Linked DNA regions of Mus musculus: regions 2 and 3 are each linked to region 1. The links are chromatin loops, found by intact Hi-C in ENCODE. Cell type or tissue: gastrocnemius. All regions are shown on one strand.

Region 1 (8,000 bases):
TTCTGTCACTATAGAAGACAGAAGGCCTTACTGTTGGCTCTCAGAAGAAAAGGCAGCTCTCCTGAGATTTAGGGCCAAAGGGTCTCAATGACCTTCACAAGTCACTTCATCTCTCTGAAGCACAATTTCCTCATAATTACAGACTCTGGTGTCTATCCATCTGCCTCTCATCTTCTTGCTCTTTCCTCTTGCTCTCTCTGTTCCCTGCCCCCAGTTATTCAGGACCCCACTCAATAAAACATTTTGTTCCTTGGATTATCTCTGCTACTTCTCTTGACTTATTCAAAAGGAGATCATTTTTGCTTACACTGCAATCACATTTCCTGCTTTGATGTCACACCATGCATCCTCTCACACTTCTATTGTTTGTTGAGGGAAAGCATCCCTATGTAGCCAAGGCTGGCCTCAAACGACTCATGACCACCCTGCCTCAGCTCCCAAGAGCTAGGATTGTAGGCATGCTCCAGTAGGCCCTGTCCTCTCACCGTTCTGGAGGTCAGAGAACACAGCTGGATAACTCATTAGCTGTCACCTGGTGGGTCTTTGTTTTGGGACACAGATAGGAATCTTGAGGCCACTATGGGCCTGGATCATGTCACATTGTATCTATATGTATCAATCAGTCACAAGCTAGACAGACAACAATATCAATCCTTCACTTACTTGGACTGAATATTTGGATATATCTTAGCATAGCTAGAAAGAATAAAATTCAGGCGTGTGTGGGTTGGGTCAGGCGAGGCCACCTTTTTTTTTTTCTATTTCTTTGCATTTCACCTGGCACCCTGGAGACCTGTTTCAGGTGTTTGCACATCACTCTGGCAAGCCTCACAGGGGAATTTGGGTCTTCTTTGCACAAGAACCCCGTCTCTTCCTGTTCCTTTGATCTGCTTATTTATAGCTCTCTGGAAGTCATGGCTACTCGCTCCTCACTCTGTGTCCACGCAGCCTATTGAAGGTCTGAACGCAGTACCTACATGACCAATGATCACAAAACTGAAGAGGCTGGGCGGATCCCTCTTCTCTTCAACCATGAGGCTTCTCCTGAATGCCCAGGGAGAACTCTTAAATTTAAGTTAAATATGATCTGGGGCTCTAGCTGGCCCTTTTCTTTAAAAGAAACCAACAGCCCAAAACTTCTTACCTCAGCATGAGACCAGTTTCTTAGCTTCCGGAAGTACCCATAGCAGTGGGACCTATAGTAAAACCATCCTGGGGCACAGCTGGGTCTCAAGATATCTGTACAGAAACAAAAGGTAGTTACAGATTATGATGCCAAAAAAAAAAAAAAAAAAACCTGTCAGTGCCACGATGAGACAGTTTTTAGATCAAGAATACCTTGAATAAAGGGAAGAGTCTCTTTTGGAAGGACCCTGCTGAGCTGTTGAAAATGTGTGCTGTGTAGACTTAAGGATCTAGGTAAGCTGATGAAAGAATGCCTGCCTTGCATGCATAAAGTCCTGGGTTTGACTCCTAACACTGTTCATGTCTGTGATCCTAACAGAATACTAAGTAGAAGAATCAGAAATTGAAAGCCATCCTTGGCTACATCGTGAGTTTGAGGACAGCCTGGGCTACATGAGATTCTGTCTCAAAACATACACACACACAGGGTAGAAGCAGAGACAGAGAGACAGAGACAGATAGAGACAGAGACAGAGACAGAGACAGAGAGAGAGAGAGAGAGAGAGAGAGAGAGAGAGAGAGAGATCATACAAAACAAAACCAAAAACTTTATTATTACTCTTCTCCCAGCCCTCCTCAAAGGATCTTTCCCAGGGTGGGTATTTCCTGGGAAAGGGGCATCAAGCTTTCTGAGACTACTGAACACTCTAAATCAATAGGAATTTTAAGGAGCTCAAATATTGCTGTGGTCCAGCTGTCAAAGAAGGAGTTAAGGAGGTCTTATAGCCATTGGAGTTTTGTCTCTGTGTGCTCTGAGGGCTCAACGCTCATCGACTGCTACCATTTCACTAGATCAGGATGTGTAACTACAGTGAACACACTCAAACAATTGGTAGAATGACACAGTCAGGCTTTGTCGAGTAGAGACATAAACTGGGAGTTGGGGGCATTATTAGGAGAAAGAGCCATTTTGGAAGGGGGTGGGACAAACGGCAACTTAGCAGAATGTGACGATGGGTGGGCTGTGCATCAATAGAGAGAAGAGAGGACTTTTTAGAGAAAAGGAATGGGCTGGGCAGAGGCATGGGGACCAGAATGTGTGCAGAAACAGCAAGCCCCTAAGTTTGAGTATAGGGGATCTGTAAGACAAGCATGGCCAAAGGAACGAGAAAGGCTTTGTGGCAAAGGAGACTGTGACTCAGGAAGGCTCCAGTTTCTTACTGGAAATTGATAAAGAAGAGACGAGGAGAAGTGAAGAGGGGCTGATGGCCAAGGGGCAACCAGGCTAGCAATCCGAGCCCTGTGACAATGTGGCTGCACACCTACACTCTAGACCACTGCAAAGGTCTTCCACGGTGATGTGGGCAGACTAGAGCTGTTTAAGTGTGTTGACCTTTTCCCAGTCAGATGACTGCGTGGCACTCTTTGTTCTGTTTCATTTGCTCCCTGTAAATCTCCAGGGCTTTCACACTGATTTCAGACAGGTTCCCTGCTCCTTAGTGTTCTTCCTTCCTTCCTTCCTTCCTTTCTTTCTTTCTTTCTTTCTTTCTTTCTTCCTTTCTTCCTTTCTTTCTATCTATCTACCTCTCCCCTTTTCCCCTCTCCCTTCTCTCTTCTCCCTTCTCTCTCTTTCTTCCTCCCTCCCTGTCAACTCCCCCCTCCATCTCTCTCTTTCCCCCCTCCCTTTTCTTTCCTTTGAAACAAAGTCTCATGCAGCCCAGACTGGCCTTGAACTCACAAAGTAGCTGAGGATGACTTTGAACCTCTGACTCTCCTGCCTGTGGCTCCTTGTGCTGAGAGTATAGGCATTGCCATCATTTGATTTTACAAAACAGTGGAGGGTCAAAGCCAGGTTTTCATGCAAGCTAGGCACACCTTCTACCAACTGAGCCTTGCTGCCAGCTCCTTAGCACTGAAGTGCTTTCTTGGCTCCATCTTCTTGCCCTCTCTAGCTACAATCTCCCAGGCACCAGTGCCAGCTGATCTGGAGCACGAGGCTCTTACAGATTTAGCTCTATTGTGTGTGTGAGCAGATCTGTGAGTGAAGGATAATCACTGAGCTAACAAATGGGAAGGAACGCGTATTGGTCATCTTTTTCTCACAGCTGTGACCAGATACCTGACAAATGCAGCTGGAGGAGAAAGGGGTTTATTTGGTTTGTAGCTTGGCGGGATTCGATCCTTCAAAGCAGGAAGGGCAACGCTGCAGGAGCAAGAGGTAGCGGTGGCGGTCATGTTGTATCCGGTCAGCAGCCACAGTCAGATAGATATTGACATTCAACTTATTTTTTTCTTTTTTATTCAACCCAAGACCTCAGCCCATGGCGTATTTTCAATTCGCCTATCTCTTTTGTTTTTCTCCGTGCCTTTGTGCGCTCCTCCTCGATTCTTTCCTCCCCTCTGCTTTTCTCCATCGTTCTTTCTCACCTTAGCCTTGCATTGTTGCAGCTACCGACATGCGCCCCCTGGTGGGAACACTTAGAAATGCTTCCAACTGAGGCCATGCGCCGTTGTGCCTCGGGTTTACCCAGCATTCCTTGGTACCAGGTCCTTCTCTGGGCAGTTTATACTCTAGAACCCACCCTCACCCCCATTATATAGTTCCTGATATTGCCACCACGTCCCAGATGAGGAAACGAGGCAGAAAGAAGTTGTTGCGCCTCACACTCCCACAGCAAATAAGAAAAAGAGAAGCTATGGTCTAGACAGTGTGGCTCTGAGTTGGGACTCTAGCCGGCTTAGTCATGCTCAAGCTATGTTTAAAAAACAAAAACCTGCAAGCCACTCATATTTATTCGGGCTGTCCTACTTAATAGCCAGACTGTCTCAGACAGATGGGAATGGGCACTCGTGGTACGGACAAGAAAACCTGTTAAGGCCACGAGACAGGAGTGGAGTGGGACTTCTGAGGAGCCGCTGCGTTCTCAGCAGCCTAGAGTCTTTTCACATCTCTGCCACAGGTGCCAAGTCTCCTCATTGCTGCACATGGGGTGACAAGAGACAGGTCCTCGCACCAGGCTCTCTATCTTTAGTGGTCTTTCTAATCTCCTAACCTTCGTACAACTCTGACTTCTTGTCTGCACAGTGAACTGATGTACACTTTCCCCACAGGGTTGCCTGGAGAGCTGGTGGGATAATGCATACCTAATGCAAACACAGTGGTTAGCACGCCGCCTAGCACAAAATAATTGCTAAATAAATGACAGCTGGTTAGAACTATAGCTTTCTTGTGTGATACTGGGGACTGGTCTGGTGCATGGTGGGAAAGTCCTGCCACAGAGCTGTAGATCTACAGGCTAGCCCTAGGCTTCTTTTCTTTTCCTTTTCCTTTCCTTTTCTTTTCTTTTCTCTTCTTTTCTCTTTTAAACCTGAAGCAGAGCCTGTTTAAGCTTCCAAGACTGGCCTTGAACTCTGTGTCGCCCAGGCAGGTCAGGGCTCTGAGGTCATGCTGCACTGTTCTCCTGAGTAGCCAAAATTCCAGACATGCAGAACCAGACTCAGCTAGAATTGTAGCTGTGAGAAACCAGCACCATTGTTATGATAACAAGGTGGAGTATTTCTGAAAAATATTAGCCAGTGCAGTTTTCATTGTGTCTAAATGTCTCTCTGTTTCTCTTCATTGAGCCCCACAGGCCAGGGCAAGGAGCCATTGCTCAGACAACAGAGCTATGATGTTGGCCATCAGCCTCCGTTGAAAGAAAAAAAATCAGTTTCTAAGCTCTCCACATCTACTTTAAATGCAAGATTAGACTTTTTTTTTCCACAAGCTTTTGTGCAAATATATATATATGGGATCTGTCCTAAGCACAGTTCTCATGAATGCAGCAATAAACAAAAAGGTTTTCTACAGCTGGGAGGAAGATCTGTCTGGAAAAGAGCCATGGAAGGACCCGTGCTATATGTTTTGGCTCTAGTCTCCTCCTGGGGAGAGACCCAAGGAGATTAGTGAAGTCCTGGGAAGAGGTTGGGAAGTCTTATCTCATTCTCCAGAAGATAGCCAGGGTCAGTGTCAAGCTCTTAAAGGAAGCCAGAGGTCAGGGCAGCCCCCAAGGAGCATACAGACACGGCTGTAAGGCAGCAGGGACTGGGGACAGTTTCCAGTGTTCTCTGCATTCTTGCAGGGTGCAGGGGCAGTGGCTGAATTCCCTGGGTCCTGAGAAATCAGACACAGAGAGCTGGTAGCTGAGACAAGTGTGGAGTCAGGGGCAGAGTATCATACAAGGCCACGTGGAGGGTAGGCCACGGCAAAAACACAGCCTTCAACCGATGCCCCAAAAGCTCCACCTCTCCCCACACTTCCTTGCATTCATTCATCCCCTTGGCAAAGTCCATTCGAGAACTTCTAGGCCTCAGCAGATCTTTTTAGTGGCCTCTTCCCTCGACAGAACTAATGCTCAAACAAGCAACTCTTGTTTCTCAGAGGTCCTGCCTCCTCCAACTCCCAGTGAGGTTGTGGGGTACTGTGGGAGATGACCAAGCTAGGAGCTGGGCATCAGTGTGACTTTTGTCATTCTCAGATTCAACGGAGCATTTATATCAGAGGACCCCACATTGCATCTCTTTCCATCCCGGATAGTCCGTGGTGGTTCTCCTCAACACACTCAAACCTTCTTCATCCTCCTTTCTCTGCTGCAGATTCCACAGTGTCCCTGGCACGCTCCCTGTCCTTGTGCTATGAGTGTACAATAGTCATCTCTCTAACTAGCTTTGCAGGTCCCTGGTAAACAGGACTTTGTAATATGCTCAAACACGAGAACAGTGCATAAATGGTTGGACATTGTGATTATAGCTATGAGCTACAGACAGCCTGAGGCCTGTTGGCTTCTTGAAACAGGCTCTCTATCGCTCACAACAAACTCAAAATCTTTATTCTGCAACCCTTGACTTAAGGGTGGCTTCCAACCGTCTCAGACTGGCTCTTCTCTGACGGCCACCTGATTTTGCATTCTCATCTTGATATGCTTTCCTGGAATGCCTGGGCAGGTGAGTGGATGGCATACTATGTGCACTGTGTACTTACTACCTGTGGCTGCCTTCCAATAACTGACTGAACTTACCGCTCAGGACTTCGGGGCCAGCTACCCAGCTCAGCAGTAAGAGTAGCCGCACGCCTTTGGAAGCCATCTTCCTCTTTCGATGGAGATGATACTTCAATGCTTTGATTTCAAGGCCCTCAGAGCCCGTTCCAGTTTTTTTCTTTTCTTTTCTTCTCTTTTTTCTGGATTCTCCTAGACCTGCAATCTGGAGCAGTGAGAAAGATGCTGGGATTTAGCTACCACGTCAAAATACTGTCAGGTAGATTAGCATTTTACAATGAAGATAATCTCAAGTTTAATGTAGGGATTGCAGACATTGTGGAATTTTATTTTTCCCTGCAAGCCCTCTGGACCAATGCCAGAGTCCTAAGGACAGGGGCAGAAGTGTTGAGCAGTTCCTGAACTACCCAGAGTTCCCGAGTTGTCTCCAGGACAGTCAGCAGAGGGCGACCTGGGCACGTTTTCTCACAGGGGATACTAGGCCTCCTCAAGTCCAGTAAATGAAAGAAAGGGATTCCAACACTGGGATTTTTTTTTTTTTTTTTTAATGTTGAAGGTAAACAGATGGCTCCAATACAGTTACAGATAAGAAAGCATTGGGTTTAGAGGGACTGGGAGTCATTAGCTCATGTCACCAGCTCTGACTCTTAAACCTTGGTTACATCACTTAAAACAAAGAAAAGGAAAAAAAAAAAGAATCTTTGCTGGTCTCCTCTTTCATTATCAAAAAACTTATAAGTCATTAAAACATCAACACAGACCAGGAGATAAGAAGTGATTCATCTCCCAGAGACAAGCAGTTTGGGCAAGAGCCTGCAGAGCCTAGAGTCACCCTGCCTGGTACCAAGCCGGCTACAAAGAACGTTCTTGCAGCCAGGCTCTTTGCCTGCTTTCTCTTCTGTTTGGTGTGAACCCACGTGTTCTGCTGCGTTTGCAGAGGAAGGCCGCTGTCTCCTGGCAGGCTTGCCTGCTCACTCCTTCGTGGGAACTCAAGACTGCTGCCCTCCTACTCCATGATGCTAAAGTTTGTCAGAAAGTGCTTTTTACTCAGTTTGGTATTTAAAAAGACATTTTTGCCCCTATTTAAAAGCTACCAACAAAATGGAGCATAAGTGATATAATTTTTATCTACTTGTAAATTATATAAATAAAAATGATACACTTTTTAACATTTCGTTTGTGATTTATCAGTTCATAGCTTCGTACATTTTTCTACATGTTGGATTTTTTCTTTTTGATGATTTGTGAGACTGCTTTTTGTATATTTATACCTCCTAGTGAAGTTACTAACAGTGTATCTCAGTTCATATTTTCTCTCATTTATGATTTTTTTTCCACTCTGAAGGGGGACAAACAACAGCTGTAGGGGTTCAACATGACACCCAAAAGCTCCACTTCTGTTTGCTTCCTCGAAGTAGTCCCTGCCCCTTTGCCAAGTGCTGAGCTCTGGGCCTCGCTGGATCTCTTCACAGAAGTCATGTTCAGGTTTTTAAAATGCCTTTGTCCTATGCATGCTCTCCTTTATAATCTTTGGAATTTCTATGAGAAACATTAACCACCACTGTGGTATTAGGTTAGTGTAGTCACCCACACACCCTTCCATTCTTAATTATGCTTTCCTACAATTCTAAGCAATAGTTGTTTTCAAAAAACAAAACAAACAAAAAATCTCCAAAAAACAAAACTATGATAAATGAAGAATTCATTGAGTTCTTATTTAACAATGCTTTATGATAAAAGAATAATAATAAAATATCAAATAATTGATGGCTTAGGAGGGCCGATGTAACTAAAATGGAGACTTCTGGAAACTCTAATCTGCAGCCCTGTGAGCACTTT
Region 2 (8,000 bases), 220 kb before region 1:
CATAAATTCATTCTTTTTAATAGCTGAGTAGTACTCCATTGTGTAAATGTACCACATTTTCTGTATCCATTCCTCTGTTGAGGGGCATCTGGGTTCTTTCCAGCTTCTGGCTATTATAAATAAGGCTGCTATGAACATAGTGGAGTATGTGTCCTTCTTACCGGTTGGGACATCTTCTGGATATATGCCCAGGAGAGGTATTGCTGGATCCTCAGGTAGTACTATGTCTAATTTTCTGAGGAACCGCCAGACTGATTTCCAGAGTGGTTGTACAAGCTTGCAATCCCACCAACAATGGAGGAGCGCTCCTCTTTCTCCACATCCTTGCCAACATCTGCTGTCACCTGAATATTTCATCTTACCCATTCTGACTGGTGTGAGGTGGAATCTCAGGGTTGTTTTGATTTGCATTTCCCTGATGATTAAAGATGTTAAACATTTTTTCAGGTGCTTCTCTGCCATTCGGTATTCCTCGGGTGAGAATTCTTTGTTCAGTTGACGTCAGTTTTTAAAACACATAAGGGAACACCTTTCCAGAAGAAAAATCTAGAGACATATTTTCCAAGGTAAAAAGACAGCTTAGATTTTGTCAGCTTGACACACAGTAGTCACCTGGAAAGAAGGAACTTCTACTGAGGAATTGCTCCATCTGATTGTCTTCTGTGGGTTATTTTCTTGGTTAGTGATGGATATGAGAGGGCTGGAATAGATATGACACTGCCCACTTGGTTGTGTCAAGGCTGAGCAAGAGGTCCTGGGTTATATTATGTAAACAACTTAAACGATCATGGGATGCAAGGGAATAGCATTGGGACTTCTGCCTTTGTTCCTACAGTGACTTTTCTCAGTGATGAACTGTAATTTTGACATATGAGCCCTACAAACCCTTCCCTCCTCCAAGTTTCTTTGTTCGTGGTGTTAAGCAGAGCAATAGAAACTAAATTGAGACAGTGCCTCAGTGGTAGGGGCCTTGCCTAACATGTGAAAGAGCCGAGGTTAGTTCTGTAGTATTAACAAAAAAAAGTTCAAAAAAGAAAAAAAAACACATGGACAGAGAGAGAGAGGGAGAGAGAGAGAGAGCTTTATAAATTAAAAAAAAAAAAACACCTCAATTTGTAAATCTGGAAATCCCTCATTTCCAGAATCTACATGTCACCTCCATTAATTTCAGAGTGAATATTTCCTATAGAATAGTAGGTTTGTGTCACTATCAGGTGGTAATACATTTAGCCTCTATTGGCCATTTCACGGAATTTGGGATGGAGACCAGTCTGACCCCATTGCCACGGTGACCTTTGGCTTATTTCTTAGCAATGATTGTGGGCTTCCTATGGACAGGTACTCAGCTCCTACTGGATGCTTGTGTGGAAGCCAACGTGCCAACATTCATCTACAGCAGCTCAGTGCTTGTGGCTGGACCAAATTCCTACAAGGAGATCATCCTGAATGCCCATGAGGAGGAGCATCATGAAAGCACATGGTCTAACCCATACCCATACAGCAAAAAGATGGCTGAGAAGGCAGTGCTGGCAGCCAATGGGAGCATCCTGAAAAATGGTGGCACTTTGCATACTTGTGCCTTAAGACTCTCTTTCATCTATGGGGAAGAATGCCAAGTCACTTCAACCACTGTGAAAACAGCACTGAAGAACAACAGCATAATTAAGAAAGATGCCACATTCTCCATTGCCAACCCAGTGTATGTGGGCAATGCAGCCTGGGCTCACATTCTGGCTGCCAGGAGCCTACAGGACCCTAAGAAGTCCCCAAGCATCCAAGGACAGTTCTATTACATTACAGATGACACCCCTCACCAAAGCTATGATGACTTAAAATGCACCCTGAGCAAGGAGTGGGGCCTCCGCCTTGATACCAGCTGGAGTCTTCCTCTGCCCCTGCTCTACTGGCTTGCCTTCCTCCTGGAAACTGTGAGCTTCCTGCTACGTCCAGTCTACAACTATAGACCACCATTTAACCGCCTCTTGATCACAGTGCTAAATAGTGTATTCACCTTCTCCTACAAGAAGGCTCAGCGAGATCTGGGCTATGAGCCACTTGTCAGCTGGGAGGAAGCCAAGCAGAAAACCTCAGAGTGGATCGGAACACTAGTGATGCAGCACAGGGAGATTGGAAACAAAAAGTCACAGTGATATGAAGAGGGAGAGGACATGGCCCTGGGTGTTATTAGGTCCTCCAGAAAGGGACTTAGAAACAATCCAACTCTTAACAATTCCATTTTACACTCTGTCCAACTTGTCTTTGGGTCACCAGAAGCCTTGCAAGTCACTGGCCCAGTTGCAACCCTTCAGCTCTAAGCACTTGTCCAGCAATGCACAAGATGTGCCTCAGCTGCTGTGACCCAAGGATGGGTGGCTGATAGTGAGTTGCCTGGAACCTCTTGTAGGTTAGAATTTCATCAGGGCTTCCACATCTCCTTTCCATGTGCCAACGCATTTCGTGTCTGAGAAAATTCCCATACCTTTATGAAGCTCAAAGAAAAGAACAATAAAATCTTTTAATGCTTAATGTGGAAAAGGTGTGTGTTTGGTCACTCCAGTGGCCACCTTTCTTTTCTATATCCAGTGAAGTCCATAGTCAGTGCTGGTGAACCTGACTCCTGCTTAGTTGAGCGCAAGCCTGGGCCAACCATCTAATCTAGAGTGCTTCAGTTCAGCATTGCCAGATCACAGACCGAATCTTGCTCCTGGTCTTAGGAAATTAAAACTCGCCTCCCTCTGAGTGGTTGAGCTCACACTGGTTGGGGAGGTGGGTAGTGTATACCACAACTATAGAGCATAGTCTATCCCTCTAGGGCAAGTCTCCTTTCCCTCCTTTTTAGCAAAGAGACTCTCTAGAACCAGAAGAAGCCTTGAGAAGTACCCAGGAGGTCATGAACACGATAACAAATGGCCCTGGGCTGAAGAGATGATCTGAGAGTCTCCTTCTAATGAACACCCACACACAGACTAAATGTATCTCCTACTGAGCCATGGTGTGAAAATCTACTATCCCCAGCTCTAAATGCAACTGCCTCCCCCTCTTGTTTCATCCATTTCCCATCTTCTCTCTCTCTTTTTCCTTCTATTGATTTAGCCTCTTTCACGGTTTCTCTCTCTCTCTCTCTCTCTCTCTCTCTCTCTCTCTCTCTCTCTCTCTCTCTCTCTCTCTCTTTCTCTCTCATTGCTCCCAGTGTCTCTGGCCAGAGGAAGCCAGTCAAGACAGGTTTCAGGTCTTACATGATAATGGAGTTAGTAACTGACCTCAACTCCCACAGATGAAAGAAGCCCTACCTGCTCAACCAGACAGCCCCAAACTAAACAAGGTGTGGGGGGCTCCGGGTAGGGGGAACAAAACTGCCTGTCTCTTGTAATACCTGGGATTGCAGATTAGAGCCTCAGTTTCTACCCTTCCCATTTCTAATGTCTGCCTGTCTGTCTGCCTGTCCATACACAATTAAGCCATCATTTATCTGTCTGCTTACATTTATATGGGTGTTTTGACACATATATGTCTGTGCACTTAGTGGATACATGTCTGGTTCCCTTAGAGGGCAGAAGAGAGTTTCAGGTTCCATGGGACTGGTTAACAGACAGTTAAGTCACCTGCCTGTCATATGATATCACAGAGAGAAGTAAAATCTCACCCAGCATCAAAATTTCTTTCTTACCTCATATTTGAGGAGTAATGTTTATAGATTGGAACTGAGTTCCCATACTACAGTCAGGAGGCAAAACCATGCTGAAGTTCTATACAGCAAACCAAACCAAGAGTCCTGATCACTACAATAGACAGAGTTGGGAGAGAGAGAGAGAGAGAGAGAGAGAGAGAGAGAGAGAGAGAGAGAGAGAGAGAGAGAGAGAGAGAGCAGCACCATTTCACACAGGCTAGTAACAGAGTAGGAAGACCACTTTGTTTCTCATTAACACAGAGACAATCTGTCTTTCCTTGCCCCTGTCATATCAAGAAACTTTTAATTCAGGTAACTGGACAATGTTCTATGGTATAAAAGGAGAAGTTGCCTGTTTCTGGAAATGAAAGTAAATTTCAGGGCAGATCTCTAAACCACAGTTTGTTATACATTTGTGTTTTGACTCCTGCATCCCTAAATTCTTTGTGTTGGAGGACAGTCAGTGAGGATGTAGCTGCAGCATGCACTCTGTAAAGGGAAGGGGAAATCCTCAGGAATCCCTGCAAGGGCTCAAGTGGAGCTCACCACTGGACATCCAGGCTGTGGGCAGCTGACGGCTGCAGCACATACAACCCAGGCACCTTGCAGAGAGTGAGCATCCATCTGCCCTGGGGAAACTGAACACCTTCCCCAGGCCTGTTCTGTTAGATCAGAAGAAAATGGGACTGGTGGGGAATGAATGGATCTTCCATCTTGATGTTTAGCCTACTTGAAATCCCTTCTTGATCCACTGAGCCAGTTTCCAGAGGAAAGCAGCCTCCCAAGCTCTAGCAAGGGTGAGTGGAACGAAAGGAGAGTGAACTGGTTTGTGTATCTGGCTCGATAAGGCCTTAGAATGCTTTGGATAACAAAGATCTCCTTCCTTAATCAACCTGGACAGAGTGCTTGGTGGCAGTTAGGGTGACAACACACAAGAGTTCCTACAGGCAAATCATCACAAGGGGGCAGTAAAGGACCAGAAAGAATGGCAGCAGCCCAGTTCAAAGTAAGCCTCTTTTCCTTTCCCCTGCATTCTGTGGTCTTGGAGTAAGGGAACTGTTCACACACGGGTCTAAGTGTGATGTACTTATGGATGAAGGTAAGGGAACTGAACAGAAGGTGTCTGGGAAAGCTCAGATGACAGAAGGAACTTGAGAAGGAGAGCCAGGGGACTCCATGCAGGGATGGCAGCCTGAGTCTGATGCAGAGAGGGTCAGTGTGCAGGAGGGTAAGGAGGAGGGCCAGGGAAATAAAAGAGCCTGGATACCACTTCAGCTGGGTTTGCTGAGGGACATTAGGTGTGTCAGGTGCAAGACAGAGCTGGGCCCTTGATAAAGTTGGCATCTGAGAACCTGGGAGATCCAATGACAGGTGTGTTTAAAAGGCCATCTTCTGGAAAGTGGCAGGATACCAAAGGCTTGATCTTTGATGTTCAATTCCAGGAGTGTGAGCTTTAGGTAGTAGAGTGAGTGTAGCTCAAGGAAGAGGGTGAGTGAGTGAGTGAGTGAGTGAGTGAGTGAGTGAGTACTGCTGTTCACGTGGGTGTAAAATCCTTAACAAGATGTGGGATGTTACAGTGATATATCTGTCTCCCCTTGACATGAGTCCTAAGTTTATACTTCATCAAAATCAGAACTTTCAGAAAGCTTGGTACCAGCTTTGATTTTAAAGAAATGTGATCTGATGAAAAAAATATATCCAGGCAGTGGTGGCACATGCCTTTAATCCCAGCACTTGAAAGACAAAGACAGACAGAACTCTTTTTTTAAAAAATATTTTTATTAGGTATTTTCCTCATTTACATTTTCAATGCTATCCCAAAAGTCCCCCATACCTTCCCCCCCAATCCCCTACCCACCCACTCCCACTTTTTGGCCCTGGCGTTCCCCTGTACTGGGGCATATAAAGTTTGCATGTCCAATGGGCCTCTCTTTCCAGTGATGGCCAACTAGGCCATCTTTTGATACATATGCAGCTAGAGTCAAGAGCTCCAGGGTACTGGTTAGTTTTTATTGTTGTTCCACCTATAGGGTTGCAGATCCCTTTAGCTCCTTGGGTACTTTCTCTAGCTCCTCCATTGGGGGCGCTGTGATCCATCCAATAGCTGACTGTGACCATCCACTTCTGTGTTTGCTAGGCCCAAGCATTGTCTCACAAGAGACAGCTATATCTGGGTCCTTTCAGCAAAATCTTGCTAGTGTATGCAATGGTGTCAGCGTTTGGAAGTTGATTATGGGATGGATCCCCGGATATGGCAGTTTCTAGATGGTCCATCTTTCATCACAGCTCCAAACTTTGTCTCTATAACTCCTTCCATGGGTGTTTTGTTCCCAATTCTAATAAGGGACAAAGTGTCCACACTTTGGTCATTGTTCTTCTTGAGTTTCATGCGTTTAGCAAATTGTATCTTATATGTTGGGTATCCTAAGTTTTTGGGCTAATATCCACTTATCAGTGAGTACATATTGTGTGAGTTCCTTTGTGAATGGGTTACCTCACTCAGGATGATGCCCTCCAGGTCCATCCATTTGCCTAGGAAATACATAAATTCATTCCTTTTAATAGCTGAGTAGTACTCCATTGTGTAAATGTACCACATTTTCTGTATCCATTCCTCTGTTGAGGGGCATCTGGGTTCTTTCCAGCTTCTGGCTATTATAAATAAGACTGCTATGAACATAGTGGAGCATGTGTCCTTCTTACCGGTTGGGACATCTTCTGGATATATGCCCAGGAGAGGTATTTCGGGATCCTCCAGTAGTACTATGTCCAATTTTCTGAGGAACCGCCAGACTGATTTCCAGAGTGGTTGTACAAGCTTACAATCCCACCAACAATGGAAGAATGTTCCTCTTTCTCCACATCCTCGCCAGCATCTGCTGTCATCTGAATTTTTAATCTTATCCATTCTGACTGGTGTGAGGTGGATTCTCAGGGTTGTTTTGATTTGCATTTCCTTGATGATTAAGGATGTTGAACATTTTTTTCAGGTGCTTCTCTGCCATTCGGTATTCCTCAGGTGAGAATTCTTTGTTGACCTCTGAGACCCATTTTGTAATGGGATTATTTGATTTTCTGGAGCCCACATTCCTGAGTTTTTTTATATATTTTGGATATTAGCCCCCTATCTTATTTAGGATAGGTAAAGATCCTTTCCCAATCTGTTGGTGGTCTTTTTGTCTTATTGACAGTGTCTTTTACCTTGCAGAAGCTTTGCAACTTTATGAGGTCCCATTTATCGATTCTCAATCTTACAGTACAAGCCATTGCTGTTCTATTCAGGAATTTTTTCCCCTGTACCCATATCTTCGAGGCTTTTCCCTACTTTCTCCTCTATAAGTTTCAGTATCTCTGGTTTTATGTGGAGTTCCTTAATCCACTTAGATTTGACCTTAATACAAGGAGATAGGAATGGATCAATTCGCATTCTTCTACATGATAACCGCCAGTTGTGCCAGCACCAATTGTTGAAAATGCTGTCTTTCTTCCACTGGATGGTTTTAGCTCCCTTGTCAAAGATCAAGTGACTATAGGTGTATGGGTTCATCTCTGGGTCTTCAATTCTGTTCCATTGGTCTACTTGTCTGTAGCTATACCAGTACCATGAAGTTTTTATCACAATTGCTCTGTAGTATAGCTTTAGGTCAGGCATGGTGATTCCACCAGAGGTTCTTTTATCCTTGAGAAGAGTATTTGCTATTCTAGGTTTTTTGTTATTCCAGATGAATCTGCCGATTGTCCTTTCTAATTCGTTGAAGAATTGAGTTAGAATTTTGATGGGGATTGCATTGAATCTGTAGATTGCTTTTGGCAAGATAGCCATTTTTACAATGTTGATCCTGCCAATCCATGAGCATGGGAGATCTTTCCATCTTCTGAGATCTTTAATTTCTTTCTTCAGACACTTGAAGTTCTTATCATACAGATCTTTCACTTCTTTAGTTAGAGTCATGCCAAGGTATTTTATATTATTTGTGACTATTGTGAAGGGTGTTATGTTTTCCTAATTTTTTTCTCAGCCTGTTTATCCTTTGTGTACAGAAAGTCCATTGACTTGTTTGAGTTAATTTTATATCCAGCTACTTCACCGAAGCTGTTTGTCAGGCTTAGGAGTTCTCTGGTGGAATTTTTAGGGTCACTTATATAAACTATCATATCATCTGCAAAAAGTGATATTTTGTCTCCTTCCTTTCCAATTTGTATCCCCTTGATCTCCTTTTGTTGTCTAATTGCTCTGGCTAAGACTTCAAGTATAATGTTGAATAGGTAGGGAGAGAGTGGACAGCCTTGTGTAGTCCCTGATTTTAGTGGGATTGCTTCCAGCTTCTCACCA
Region 3 (8,000 bases), 87 kb before region 1:
TGATAACTGAAAGCAAGAATAGAAGCATTGTTTTTTTTTCTCATCTCATAGCCACTTATTTGATTTTCTTCATCAAACCCGAGTTCTTGTACGTTTGCCAGTGGGGCGGGGGTTTGGCTTGTGTTTAGAGATGGGGTTTTACTCTGAATCTACAGCTGGCCCGGGACACAGAGAGAACCTCCTCCCTTGGCCTTCTTACTGCTAGAGATCATACGCAGGAGCCACCAAACCCAGATTTAAAGCCCAGGTTCCTAGTTAAACTCCTTCTTGGATGGATTCTTTCTAAGGAGCCGCAAAGAAATTGTTAACACCTGGCTGGAAGCCAGAGCATCTGTAACCACAAAAAGGAGTAGGAATTTTACCTCAGAACAAAGAAGCTCTGTTATTAGAGGTCCCTGGGAGTGGGTGGGGGGAGGTGTGTGCCTTGAGACTCTATACTTGGGATGTCCAGGGATGTTCTACTTGTCCCTAGATGCTCAATTTCCCAGCATGCCTCAGCATCTTGGCACTGGTGAATGTTTGAAGCATAATACAGTATAATCAGACCTGCCTGAATGTGTTTATAAGTCATGGCAACTGAGCATAGTGTTCAGCGACAAATGTGAGCAGTCACTTAAAATAATCAAAATAGATAATAAAATGAGCCCGATGTAGATGTGGTGGCTCACTCCTGTAATCCTAGCACTCAGGAGTTAGGTAAGGCTGGAGTTTCACCAGGCTAGACTATGAAGTGAGATCCTGTCTCAAAACGGAAACCGGCAAATTCGATCACCATCCCCGAGATGCACCATTCCGCCCCCCCACCATCAGTGACTTCCATGTTTTACTGTGCTGTCCCCTCTCTGTCACACAAGAAGCCAACCTCTCACAGAGAGAGCCAGTACCAATGCTGCTCAATGAAGGTAGCCAGGCTTCTTACCCCTGTTCTGGCCATGTAGCGTGGTTGAAACTTTCTGTGTCCTCTTAGGGCTATTTAGTACTTCTCACCTACAGGGACAAGTCCCTGTTCCCTGCTTGATGGTTGGTGGTCATCATCATCCACAACCTTAGTTGCCTATCCATGCCAAGCTGACCCTTGGCCACACAACACTGGTTCAGCTGTTCATTCGAGCAAGTGTGCCCTGATTTAATCCTCATCTCTCTGCAGGTGAACGCCCAGGCCCTCACCAGTGCCTTCTCTCCACACACCAAGCCTTGGATTGGTCTGGCAGAAGCAATGGGCACGCTGATGCACGCCTGGGCTGGCTCCCCTAAAGGGACCATCCAGGTGGTTACACAAGGTGAGCAGAGGTCTGGTCAGGTCCACAGCAGGAGCTAGGGGCACTGCCTAGGGACAGGGAAGTGGGGATGTGGACTTATCTCTGCTGGGTATGCCCAATGCTCATGGCAGATCTAGTGGCAGATTCAGGGGACTTGGATCCTGCTCTGGGTGTAACTCACCCACTATGGAGGTGGACAAAGGAAGTGTGTAAGTGGGATACAAATTCCCTGGGAAAACTTATTTAATTGTCACAGATAACAGTTATGCAATGTTTTTAGGATATGCATGTTTTCCATGCAAGAGAGACCAGGGAGTTTCTCTTTTCTTTCTTTTTTTAAAAAAAGATTTATTTATTTATTTATTTATTTATTTATTTATTTATTATATGTAAATACACTCCAGACGAGGGTGTCAGATCTTGCTAGGGATGGTTGTAAACCATCATGTGGTTGCTGGGATTTGAACTCAGGACCTCTGGAAGAGCAGTCAGTGCTCCTAACCACTGAACCCTGTCACCAGCCCAACCAGATAGTTTCATGTTAAAAGACATTGGGATCTGTAGAGAGATTTTAAATTATGCAACAAAATTGTTTGGGTCTGATTATGAACCTGTAGTTGCATGCAACTCTGCTTTCTTCTTGGTAGTGGGTCCACCATTCTGCAGATGGAGTCCGGTGGTCCCTTCTTCCTGTACAAGGCTGTCTTACCCTGTCACCTATTTGGCACCTGACTCTTGGGGAGAAAATGTGAAGTTGGGCAGGACAGTTAAATCCCAAACACTGGAATTACCAGGGACAGGCACAGCCAGGGGTACCATGTCCACTGGCCTGAGTACCCAGACCCTGAAGAAGCATGCCAGGGGGCTGAGGGCATGCAGTTACTTCAGTGTTTGCAAGGGTCTCGAGTTCCAGCCACTGGTGGCATCACAAGTTTTCAAGTATCTTCTGGGAAGACAGGCAGGCCATGGAGGCCTGCCATGAGTTGGACTGCATTTTGGAGGGGAGTGCCTCCAATTGGTTAAAGCTTCTTAGGTTTCTGGCCTTGGAACCAGATCTGTCCCAGCTGGCTTTCAGCACTTGGAAGCAGTCGCAGTGCCCAGTGCAGGGTGCAGTTGGGGTTCCCAGGCCAACAAGGGCCTTGTAGCTGAGGGTTAAGTGCCTGTGGCTCCCTTCCCCCTCCTGTGGTACCCAGTAAACAATGATCTTCAGGGCAACCTTCTGTGTCCCCAGGAACATCTCTGAAGAATGCTGGGACCTGCCTGAGCCCTGCAGTCATTGTCGGCCTTCTGAGAGAAGCATCTAAGCAGGCAGACGTGAACTTGGTGAACGCTAAGCTACTGGTGAAAGAGGCTGGCCTCAATGTGCGCCCCGTCGTTACTCTGAGCACTGCTCTGCCATCCCTTTTTTTTTTTTTTTTTTTTTTAAATTTGTTTCTTTGAGACATTCTCACAGAACCCAGGTTGTCCTTGAACTCCTGATCCTCCTGCTATTAACTCCCCAGTGCCAGGATTATAGGCACATGCCCCTGAGCCTCGCTTCACCCCTCATCTTAGAAGCCTGTTCACAGTTTCACTTGGGCTTGCTTCTTGCCATTCACCCTGTCTACTGATGAGAGCTAGTCTTAATTACTTCATCTGTAAAGGGAAAAAGCATATGTCTGAGCATTTCGAAGTGAGCTCATACTCACAAAAATACTGTATGTATAGTGCAAAAATGCTCTGAAGCAGGCAGGGGTGGGGGGGTCCTTCCTCCCTTTATGGGGCATATTGACTGTCCCAATAAGCTAATGTCTGGGGGCATAATGCTCATGCCATTTGTCCCTAGCCCCAAATCACCGAACTAGTGAGCCAGGACTGAACTGGTGGGCCAGGCTAGATCTCTCTCTCTCTTTCTCTCTCTCTCTCTCTCTCTCTCTCTCTCTCACACACACACACACACACACACACAGAGAGAGAGAGAGAGAGAAAGAGAGAGAGATACACATGGGTAATTAGGCTGTGTCTCTGTCTTCTCTCTACAGGTCACCACCTCCCACAACCCTGGGGTTCCAGGGGAGCAGGGTAGCGGGGAATGCCTCCTGACTGTGGCCCTGGCAGGTGCTCCCTACCAAGCCGTGGGCTTGGTCCAGGGCACCACACCAATGCTGCAGATGCTCAACGGAGCTGTCTTCAGACCAGAGGTGCCACTACGCAGGGGCCAACCCCTGCTCGTATTCCGGGCTCAGCCCTCCGACCCTGGGATGCTGCCCACTATGATTGGTGAGAAGGCTTTTTGTCAGGGAGGCTGGCCAGGCTTCTGAAGTAGAGATGGGGGGGGGGGGGGGGAATCCCTAGAATTGGGCCCTGGCCCTGGAGAGATGCTTCCTCTGGGCCTTTTTCTGCCTCAGGCATGTCTATATGTCCCTCACAGAGGGTTCCTGAACTGTTTCTACAGCGGGGAAGTGGCTTATCTGAGATCACAGCGGTATGGGCAGAGTGCCTGCTACTATCCCCGGCCATGGCACAAGTTTGCCATGTACACACACAGTCTGTGTCCCAGGAGTCCTTTATGGACTGCCTTTCTATAGATCCTAGTGGCCAGCTTAGCCACAGCAAAGTGTGTCAGAGTACCTCTTCTGTGGTGTGGCCCCAGTCTCCCCTGAGACCTGGGCTGCCGAAGGTTCTGGGTCTTGGCAGAGGGTGTGTCCCCAGACTTTGGGAGGTAGGGGGAGTCATCTTATCCCACTTGTCAGCTGCCCAGAGGGAGGTTCTCTGCTTCTCCTGCTGTCCTCCCTCCACCTCACCTGATGCTCAGGCAGTGCTGAGAGAGTCCCGTAGCAGAAGAAATTCACCTGTCCTGCCATTTAAGCTCCCTCCCCCTCCTTCCCTCTCCATCCCCCATGCATCGTTGGCCATGGAAGCCTGCTCTGGGCCCTGCCCTCTCACCCCTTCCCTCAACCTAACCAGGGCTTTCCTTTCCTTCCTCCCAGGCCTCCTGGCAGAGGCGGGTGTACAGCTGCTGTCCTACCAAACCTCCATGGTGTCTGACGGAGAGCCCTGGCACGTCATGGGCCTGTCCTCCCTGCTGCCCAGCCTGGAAACATGGAAGCAGCATGTATTGGAGGCTTTCCAGTTCTGCTTCTGACCCTGGGGTTCAGCACTCTCAGCCCCACAGGCTCTTCTGAAGAAACCCGCTCAACTGTGACCTATAGGGAGAGGGGATCGCAGAACCAGGGCATCTGCCTGAACTAATACCTAGTAAAGAATTCTTAACTCCACATGGTGTCTGTGTGATCATTATCCAGAAAGGCCAGCAGAGGGCGCCCACAGGCCGCCTCTCTAGGTTTTGGCAGCTGACCAGCAGGGTATATAGAGGAAGGTTAGGGTCTTCTGGATGTGGCTAAACACACAGGTCATATGCTGCAGCGGTGTAGAGATTCCGGGTCTGGGGAGGAGGAAGTAGTTTGAAGGTCATGTGGGAGAGTATGGGGGCATTTCTTTGCAGTAGTGGCCCTTGGCCAATCACAACCTCCCACAAACTGAAAAGGCAGAATTCACGACCACCACCCCCTCCCCCATTGGAAGATCTCAAACCTGAGGTATCACTCATTCTAAGGAATGCCCTCCAGTTAGCTGCACTTGATCTAGAGCTAGTTTTATAACTGAATAATGACTTGCTTTTGAAGAATTCAAAGTGGCTACCTCCTGCACCTGCTGAGGTCCAGCCTCAGCATGAGGAGAGTCCTGAGAAAGCTGGGAATGGGGACGGTGCTGATTCAATAATGACTCCGAGTCAGTATTAGATGCAAGCTGCTGGTTCAGGTACTCTCTCTGTTCCCTGACGATTCTCAGTACTCTTTATTCTTCAACTTCAGCTTAATTGTAATACCCAGAGAGAGACTGAAGACAGCCTTTTATTTACTAAGGCTACATCCTCAAGGCTTTGGTCACTGTTAATAATTATCAAGAATTCTTAGATTTACATCAACTCTGAGTCTGGATCAATAGTCCCAGCCCCCATTTCCTTAGAGCAGAACTGAGCACAAAGCAAGCACACATTTCCTTATAGGTTTACACAGCCTGTTCTTCACAGGTAGCTGGGCAGAGCTCTTCCAAGTTTCATTACAGCAGACAGTAGTCTTTAGTAACTGCTTCCATGTAAGAATAGAAAAGTGACAAACTACTAAAATTAAAATGATTCCTTACAAAGTTTTGAATTTATGTAAGTAGAAAAATTAAACAGTGCTCTCTAATATCCTTCCAGGCATTGTCATCTCCAATTCTTCAATCAGCTAGAAAAACAACACTAACTTTTTATATGCTTCCACATCATCTCTTAATTCTCTAATCTTCATTTCCTTTTATAAAAAGATTTATGACACCAGAAGAGGGCATCGGACCCCATTACAAATGGTTGTGAGCCACTATGTGGTTTCTGGGAATTGAACTCAGGACCTCTGGAAGAGCGGTCAGTGCTCTTAACCACTGAGCCATCTCTCCAGGCCCCTAGTCTCCATTTCCTTATCCTAGCAATTCCATAGCCTCATGTACTCTCCTTCTAACACTATTTATTCCTAAATTATGTATAAATTCCTACTTTTTCTATCCATACCCTTTTTTTCCTGATTTCACTCTAACTCTCTATCCTTGAAGTCTCCAAGTTCATCCTGGCTAATCAATGCAGCAGTCATTGAACTGGAGAGTACGTGTTCTTCTTCATGATTCCAAATTCAAGGCCAAGTCTGGCAATGAACCACTTCTACAAAGGACCATATAGGCTTTTATGGCCTCTGTGGTTATATTGTCTAGATCCTTTCCCATGGCCCTAAAGGCCAAGTGGAGGGCCTGTTCCTCGCCCTCCATAACCTCATGACCATCTCCATTCCTCATTACTGAGTACTGCATCTATTTCATTTACTATGCCATGATTAGCTCTGAGTAATGGGGGGAAGTCTATTCTTCAGAGAGAAAGACTGAAAGTGAGTAGTAAAGACAGAAGATCAACTTTGGGCAACAGCAACCATCAGCACATGTTGGAGGGCATGGGATTAATGGCCTGGTGATGCTCCAGGGTCAGGAATTGTGTCACACCTTCCCTTACACAGCTATGCCAGACCCAGCACCAGCAGTCTTGTGGGCATGGCTAAAGACTATAAAGATTCTCCTAGGGGATCTTCTAGGGAAGAAGTCATTTGAGCAGAGGATGTTGGTGTCTGGGGAATCACTTTGGGTTGACTTTATGAAGTGAAGAAAGGTGTTTGCCCCCAATCAGTGCCATTTCTGATATTCTACCTTGTGACATCCAATCCCTGAAACTTGTAGAGTGGAGTTTCACTCTCAAGTATATCGGCAGTGAGTCGGGGTAAATGTTGGAATGGCATTATAGAACTGGCCTTAAATGCTAACTCCTGGACAGTCAGTTTGAATGAAGAGTATCCCAGAGTAGCCAAAGGAAAACCTCCTCAGGCCTTATATAAAGGCTGATGAGGAAAAGAGCAAGAGACGTGTGTGTGTGTGTGTGTGTGTGTGTGTGTGTGTGTGTCTGTGTGTGTCTGTGTGTGTCTGTGTGTGTGTGTGTGTGTGTGTGTGTGTGTGTGTGTGATGGCGTGAGGGTGGTTAGGTACTGACAGCCAGTGTGTTCTGCTTATGAGTTGAGGTTTGTCCTTCAGCTGCTGTGTGGTGACAACAATCATTCACTCAGCCAGCACCTTGACACAATTTTGAAATGCATTTTATTGAGGGATAGAACACATTCATGCCAAAGTGCACAGGTGGCTTCTTGGGGACAGGTGGCTGAACTTGATTTCTTATAGTAGAAACAGTGACCCCAAGTTTGGTAACAAGAGGACACTTTCAGGAATGGGTTATCTCTTTACCATGGGGGTCCCAGGGATGGAACTCAGGTTGTCAAGGTTAGTAGCAGGTGCCTTAACTCCCTGGGCCATCTTCCCAGTTCCACAGTGTTACTTTGAGATCATCCCCTAGTTGAATCCATGTGACTTCTGGTAGAGGAATACCAGGGCCCAACAATGGGACACAGAAAGGGGGGGCTGTCAAGACCCTGCAGAGAGCTCTTCGTGGGTTCTGTGTCCCTGTCTTGAACCAGGGGGACACTGGCTTCTCTTTCGTGTAGACAGACATGGCTGCAGTGACCTAAGAAGGGAGCACGGTCCTGCAAGAAGTTCTGGAAAGATCGAGGGTCTCATGTGCATGGAGGGGCTGAGGAGGGGCTAGGGCTGGATTAGCTGCTCAGCCTGGGCCTCGCCCGGCTTTACTGCTGGTGGTGGGACATGGCCGTCACCGCATTTCATGTGTGTGTTTGAGGCTCCTCGGCCAGCTGGCTTCCCTCAAGGTTCAACAGAACCTCTGTCCAGAGCTTTTTCTAAAAGACAATGGAAGACTAGAACCCCTTGTCCTTCCTATCCCTCCCCTGCCCTCTTTTCTCCCCTTTGCTTGTGCCCAATGCTCACATTCCTAAAACATTGCTGTTTTATGAGGACTCTGTGTTCTCTTTACCCAAAGAAGAGAGGATTCTACTTCTGCGTCATCCTTTTGAGTTTGTTTCTGTTGTTGTTGTTGCTTTTCAAGACTGTTTCTCTTTATAGCCTTGGATGTCCTGGAACTTGCTCTGTAGACCAAGTTCACATGTATCAGCCTTGAACTCAGCCCTGCCTCGGCTTCCCAAGTGCTGAGATTTCAGTTCTGCATGATCATGCCTGGCCAACCTTATGGATTTTGCTTTGCCTTTAGTCTCGGTAACTA

What was found. Peaks named below come from ENCODE experiments on the same cell type or tissue, not always from the same donor. Only the 100,000 strongest peaks of a DNase experiment are listed, where the experiment ranks them.
Region 2: it touches region 1 in a loop (19-fold over the local background); 6 of 42 quality-filtered maps call a loop at or near these places.
Region 3: it touches region 1 in a loop (6-fold over the local background); 25 of 42 quality-filtered maps call a loop at or near these places.

The regions. Positions count from the first base shown.
Region 1 is chr3:98,223,023-98,231,022 of GRCm38, reverse strand. It overlaps Reg4 (regenerating islet-derived family, member 4), which reads right to left. Exons shown (of 6, transcript NM_026328.2): 2 at 6,183-6,366; 3 at 1,145-1,239. The coding sequence starts at 6,249. Among named protein-coding and RNA genes, the nearest start is that of Reg4, 4.9 kb to the right of the region's middle. In gastrocnemius, CTCF peaks have their summits at 3,587 (motif pointing left) and 6,593 (motif pointing right); DNase peaks (open chromatin) are centred at 3,596, 6,146, 6,600 and 7,080; H3K27ac peaks cover 637 bases.
Region 2 is chr3:98,440,210-98,448,209 of GRCm38, reverse strand. Gm4450 (predicted gene 4450) reads left to right here. Exons shown (of 4, transcript NM_001370870.1): 4 at 1,339-2,150. The coding sequence ends at 2,150. Among named protein-coding and RNA genes, the nearest start is that of Gm4450, 13 kb to the left of the region's middle. In gastrocnemius, CTCF peaks have their summits at 4,591 (motif pointing right) and 5,765; no DNase peak of the experiment used is centred here.
Region 3 is chr3:98,309,686-98,317,685 of GRCm38, reverse strand. It overlaps Hmgcs2 (3-hydroxy-3-methylglutaryl-Coenzyme A synthase 2), which reads right to left. Exons shown (of 10, transcript NM_008256.4): 10 at 6,948-8,000. It overlaps Phgdh (3-phosphoglycerate dehydrogenase), which reads left to right. Exons shown (of 12, transcript NM_016966.3): 9 at 1,148-1,280; 10 at 2,491-2,621; 11 at 3,281-3,518; 12 at 4,229-4,515. The coding sequence ends at 4,383. Among named protein-coding and RNA genes, the nearest start is that of Phgdh, 26 kb to the left of the region's middle. In gastrocnemius, a CTCF peak has its summit at 4,570 (motif pointing right); DNase peaks (open chromatin) are centred at 2,304, 3,824, 4,248 and 4,583.